Linked DNA regions of Mus musculus: region 1 is linked to region 2. Evidence: chromatin contacts called from ENCODE POLR2A ChIA-PET data. All regions are on one chromosome and are shown on one strand. Each heading gives the region's core, a stretch centred on a gene start or an enhancer-like site at or near the end of the contact. The rest is flanking DNA. Distances are from core to core; before and after follow the strand shown.

Region 1 (2,786 bases), core at 261-2,760, 120 kb after region 2:
CCTTTTTTAAGCTTTGTTTTTGTGGTTCTGGGGAGGGAACCCAGATCTCCCACTTGCTAGAGAAGAGCTGTCAATCAAGCCACACCCCTACCCCCTATTAGGTATAATTCAAGAAACTGAAACTGTTAAAAGAAGCATCTATAAAAAATGCTTTTAGATTTAGAATCTTGCTATCCCTAGGACCTTTTTTCCTAGCATACTTAGTTCTTAACAATTCTACTAGGTGTGGTAGGAAAATAGACCTCCCTGGTATCAGAAACTGTTATAAGACTTCCCCTAGGATCAGAAACTCAAGTTTATTTTCTTTGTGCCTTCCTGTCACTAGCACGCGTGAACGGAAACAAAACCCACAAATTGACTGTATCGACTGTACAGACTATGGGGTTGGGGTAAGTAGGGGGGGATCCCCTTCCACACAACTTCCTCTCCCCAAGTACAGCGGAGTCGGTCAGCGCCCCGATAGTACTCGCTCTGAAGTGTGTACAAGAGTCCCGGATCATCAAAACTTAAACTTTCCTTTCTACCAGGGTTCCAGAAAATTGGCCCATGGGGACAGCAAGCAAGCATTTTAACGCGCACCCTTCGGTTGCATAAGAATTCCGGCATAACAGGTAACAATCACAGAGGAGACAAACGGGATGCGATCGACTGGACGGTACGAAACGGCCTTTCGAGATCACAAGTCTGCGGCGCAAACCCAAAGTTTGGAGCACACTCCTTAGGAGTTCACTCGACAACCGTCGCCACCGACCCAGACGAAGAACGCTGAGAAAATGGGTGCCCGAGGAATCAACACATCCGCATTCATCTCGAGGTAGGCGTCAAGATTCTTCGACTCCTCCGGCTTTGTTCGGCGCTTCCGAAGAAGGAACGACCGAATTTCGGTCTTGGAAGCCGCGAACCTGGGTGTGTTCTCCGGCTGGTTCCCGGGACTTTAGCATCGCCCCGCCCCGGGCGCCGCGCACTCGTTCCCCGGATGGAAGGCGCGGAGCTTCGGGGGAAAGGAAGCAGCCCGGGGAGCCCGGGGAGGCCGCAGCCCGGCCCTTGTCGCTTGGGGGCCGGGAGGGAGCGAGGCCCGTGAGGACCGCAGAGGGAGAAGAGCGCGAGGGCGGCGGGGCGCTCTACCCGCGCCCCCCAAAACCCCGAGGCCCGCCCCGCCGTACCTTTGGCGAGGGCTACCGTGGAGTTCTCGGTGTCGATGGTGTAGAGGATGCCCTCGTAGCGGATCTCCGCCTTGGAGATGAGGCTGATCTTGCTGCCGATGTAAGGGGTGCCCCCGCTCATGGCGCCGCCGCCGTCGCCCGCCGCTCGCACTCAGTCAGATCCCGCGCTGCGCCCGCCGCTCCGCCCGCCCGCCCGCTCGCTCGCTCCCTCCGTCGGCGCCTCACAGCAGCCGCCTCAGAACCAACATGGCGGCCGCGCCGGCTCCGCTTACCCTCCCCCAGCCTCCCGCCCTCAAACCGCGGCGCGGCGGCGGCGGCGGCGGCAGCAGCGGCGGCGGCGCAGGGCATGCCGGGAGGGCGAGGCGGCGTGCTTTCTCGCGAGACTCGCCGAGCTCACGGACGGTCCCGGGCTCTTTCCGCGGCGGCCCAGAGCGCTTGGCTTGCGCTCCCGACGTGGAAGGTTTTCACGGCACCTAGATGTCGCGGGAAGACTAGACGAGGGCCCATCCCGCCTGGTGATGCTGACTGCGGCCTCTGCCATTTCTAGGCGGGCTGCACTTTGGTACGAGCCCAGAGTCTTTGTAAGCGGTCGCCTCCCAGCTCCGGAGCCGCTCTCCGCGGGCCACGGAACTCTCACTGTAAACGCCAGAGCAGCCATCTTCGCCTGAGGAGTCTCACACTCCAAGGGCTGCCGCTCCGGGAGGCTCTGGGACTCTGTCCCCCAAACTGAGTCCAACCCTTTTTATGCGGCTTGATCCGTGTCCTAGCTTTCAAGATGTTCCCGGTCACTAACTATGCAAGAAACACCAGTCCAAGTGTTTCTCTGCCGCTTTGATCACTTAATGTCAGCTCCACTTTCTTAATAACGATCATCTCTCCGATCGGATACCAAATTGGCATCTTAAAACTTTGCATCCAGAGATGTAACTCTTCGGTTTTACTCCAAACTCGTCCCTCTAGCTTGTTCTCGGAGGTAACTATGAACCGGGAACGTTTGCTTAGTAGCTAAGACCCCAGTCCTGGATTGTCTTACACCTCCACACCTGTCCTAACTATAAATCTTGTCTGTTCAGGCTGGACCGTCTCCATCCGTACAGCTCTATATAACGCCTCAGTTACCCTGGCCAGAGTTGTTGGCAGTAGCTCCCGAAGAATTCTATTTCTCTTACCCCTACTAGGTTTTTCTTAACACAGCAGTCAGGGGGAATCATGTTCAAGTAGCAAGAGATTTTGGACTTTTGTTCAACTCAAGATAACATCCGTCTACTCAGTGCGCTCCACAGGTTACATTTTACACAAGGTGAAAACCAGACTTCCTAGTTTGGCTTATGAGGGCATGGATGATTTAATTTGTTGTTACACAGCTCCATACTGTTCCAAGCATCCCTTCTTCTCACAGCTTCCACAGTTCATTATACTCTGCTCAAAGCTGCCCTAAGAGGTGATGTATTTACAAAACTACAGTAGATCTCGCTTTACACCCCTCTTCTTGCCTTGCTCCCTCCCTACCCCCCATCGCATTTGTCTATTTAGTCATAAGTGTTTGTCTCCCTTCTTGGCTAGAATGCAAATATTTTGAGGAAGGGTTTCTGGTTTTAGACACTGTTTGCATCATCCTTGGGG
Region 2 (2,747 bases), core at 40-2,539:
CCCACCCCCTTTTTCAGGAGACAGGGTCCAGGAATTCAATCTGTAAACCAGGTTGGCCTCAAACTCAGAGATCCACCTGTCTCTGTCCCCTCTAAGTGCTAGTACTAAAGGTTTGCACCACTGCCACCTCCCCCCCCCCCTCTTACTTTCTCTGTATGTTTTTGGTGGTACTGAAGCTATCCCCAGGGCCTGGAGCAGAATGAGGAAGAGCTAACATCCTCCTTCCGTTTTATCTTTGTACTTTATACAGGAGGGTCTCACTAAGTAGCTCAGGCTGGCTTTGGACTTGCAATCCCCCTGCCTCAGTCTCCTGAATTTCTTAGATTTCAGGAGTGTACAACTCCCAGTCTGGTTTTCTAACTTGGGCACAGCTGTGATGTTTGTTGATTTCCTATGTTTTTCTCTAAAAAGCAGGAGAAACTGCTAGCTGAAAAAGACCCTGAGCTTGGAGAATTGAAAGTTCAAAGTCTGCCTGGGCAATCTGGTGAGACCCCAGCTGCTCCAACTGTCTGCACTCCTTTCTCAAAGATTTAACATCCATTAGAGTCCCGACGCTCTCACCCCATCTTGTACCTTGGAGCAGCCTAAAGACTCAGCCACATCTAAGTCAGATGCTGCCCTTAACCATAAACCCAATCCAGCATCACACAACAGAGCTGCTTTGCTACAGAAACTGGGACAGGCCAGCTCCCAATACCTATTCTCTCTAAAAGATTTCTCCCCTGTAGAAAGCACCAGAGCAAACATGTTAATTTAAAGTTTCATCCAAAACTAGAGCAAAAAACAAACAAACAATAAGCTCATATTAAAGTGTCCACCCTCTAAGTGAACAGCTAAATCAAAGCTGAATTCTACCTCCTAGGTTTCCACTGCCCCTTTCCTCAGAGCTCCTCCCTACTAAGGCTACGGCTATGAAGGGTAGGGTGAGGGACACAGACCTAAGAATCCAGCTAGAGACTCCTGACATGAATACACGCCCTCTGTCTAGTACCATACACACTACCAGTCGGCTTTAACTAAGCATTCAGCATGTACTTGGTCTACACTACAGAGTTCATATGGGTTGTGTCACAAATCCCAGAATACCCCTATGAAGTCATCTCTATGTTACAGAGAAAAAGACTAAGGCTAGACAAGTTATGAAACCAGGCACAAAGGTTACAAAACAAACAAGCAGAACAGTCTCTTCATTCAGTGTTCAGCTTCTACGATTTTAGCAAGTATGTCCTCTTGTCTTCAACACTTTCAATATCCAAACAGACAGAGGGTGGCAGCACTGGACCAGGCACACAACAGAAATTCAGTCTTAACTGGCACCGGCTAAGGGCACCAGGAAGCTCCCTATAGCGACAGAGGAGCTGGGTGGCTCCTCCAGGTCACACTCTCTCCCCTCTTTCTTGGCCTCTTAGCAAGCTATGGGAGAAAGAAATGGAGGGTAAGTGAAGTTGCCATGCTGCTCTGGGGTCACATTCTCCCAGCTTCTGACCAATGAAAATTACTTGCTCCTTCTAATAATAAATATATAATACATGAATGCCTAATATGTACAAAGCTCAAAAATCCTGAGGGTACACAGGAAAGAGGATGAGAAAATCCCTGTGCTCAGGAGGGTTACATCCTAATAGGGCTAAGAGACAACAAAGCCATAAATAGACACAAGGTCAGATGCAGCTGGAGAACAAGCTGCCTGGCAGGTGGTGAGGAAAAGGCTCTCTGAGGATAAACCAAGGAAGAAAGCTTCACTTCCTACTCTGAAAGGAACACTCTGAGAAATGGCAGTGAAGCCTGGTATCTGGATCACAGAAGCATGGGGCTGGGGTGGGTCCTCCTAATGCACTGCTAGAGAGGTGGAGGTGGAATCCTGCTGTCAGTCTGCTGTCTTTGCTCTTTATTATGTACCTGACCTTAGATGAGTCATTTAAGCTGCAGTTCTTCTCTGTAAGAACTGCCCTCTTCTTTCCCACGATGGGTAAAGCATAAACCCAATTAAGATTGTGACAAAATACACGTTGTAAATAATTAAAGGCCAACCTAACCAGTAGTTAGCCCGACTCTTGGAAACTGGTTTCAGTGACTACTTATTATAAAATGTCACCTCAAGTAACAGACACATAAACATCACCTTCTGAGAGGACAAAGCTCCTGTCTCTGCTCACCCTTTATCTCATCTCCTTTCCTGGCTCAGCCCTCAACGCCCTTAATAGACCTCACCCTCCTTGACTCAGGGATGGGCCAGTTCTTGGGGACTGTCCTCACACAGGTTTGGAAGAATGTGTCCCAGGGTCACAGACAGCTCTCTCAGCTCACAGACTCAGGGCATGTAAGGCTGCAGAACAGATTGGATAAGCTGGAGAATGGGTGAGTGGAACAGTCAAGGCCAGGTACTTAAGTATAAAATAGCACTGAAGCTCTACCAACAGCCACCACCTTAACCCATGCCAGGAGCCACACACATGGTAAAGTAACCCATTTTACATATGACAAAACAGGCTTAAAAAGATAAATTTGCTTAATGTCAAGTAGGTTTAAGTGAGGAATGTCTGTCTCACTCTAAAAGACATTTCTGACCACCAGGTTGCCCTGTCTGCCTGTGACAAGATCCAGGATATAAAAACAACAGTGGGTAGGTACTAAAGAGAAGACATTCTGGAAGCAGATAATCGTTAGGGAGCTACTGAAACAGAACCCTGCTTACTGGAAATTCCTGATGGCCAAGACGGGTATATCACAAGCCTGGTGCCATGGTA

Evidence for each region. ChIA-PET counts read pairs that join two places held with the same protein, here RNA polymerase II (POLR2A).
Region 1: POLR2A ChIA-PET joins it to region 2 with 36 read pairs in Patski. The contact joins the promoter of Lsm14a here to the enhancer-like site in region 2. POLR2A ChIA-PET finds 5 or more read pairs at or near these places in 3 of 5 experiments (Patski and embryonic stem cell).

What each region holds. Positions count from the first base shown.
Region 1 is chr7:34,388,195-34,390,980 of GRCm38, forward strand. It overlaps Lsm14a (LSM14A mRNA processing body assembly factor), which reads right to left and starts at 1,511. Exons shown (of 11, transcript NM_025948.3): 1 at 1,164-1,511. The coding sequence starts at 1,284. Gm12764 (predicted gene 12764) reads left to right here and starts at 419. Exons shown (of 2, transcript NR_169160.1): 1 at 419-814.
Region 2 is chr7:34,264,947-34,267,693 of GRCm38, forward strand. All of the region lies in intron 2 of Garre1 (granule associated Rac and RHOG effector 1), which reads right to left. Among named protein-coding and RNA genes, the nearest start is that of Gm12758, 32 kb to the left of the region's middle. RefSeq lists an enhancer at 209-2,747. Within about 2 kb of position 1,290, at least 1 of the 3 ENCODE cell types and tissues checked has a DNase peak (open chromatin) inside an H3K27ac peak, as active enhancers do.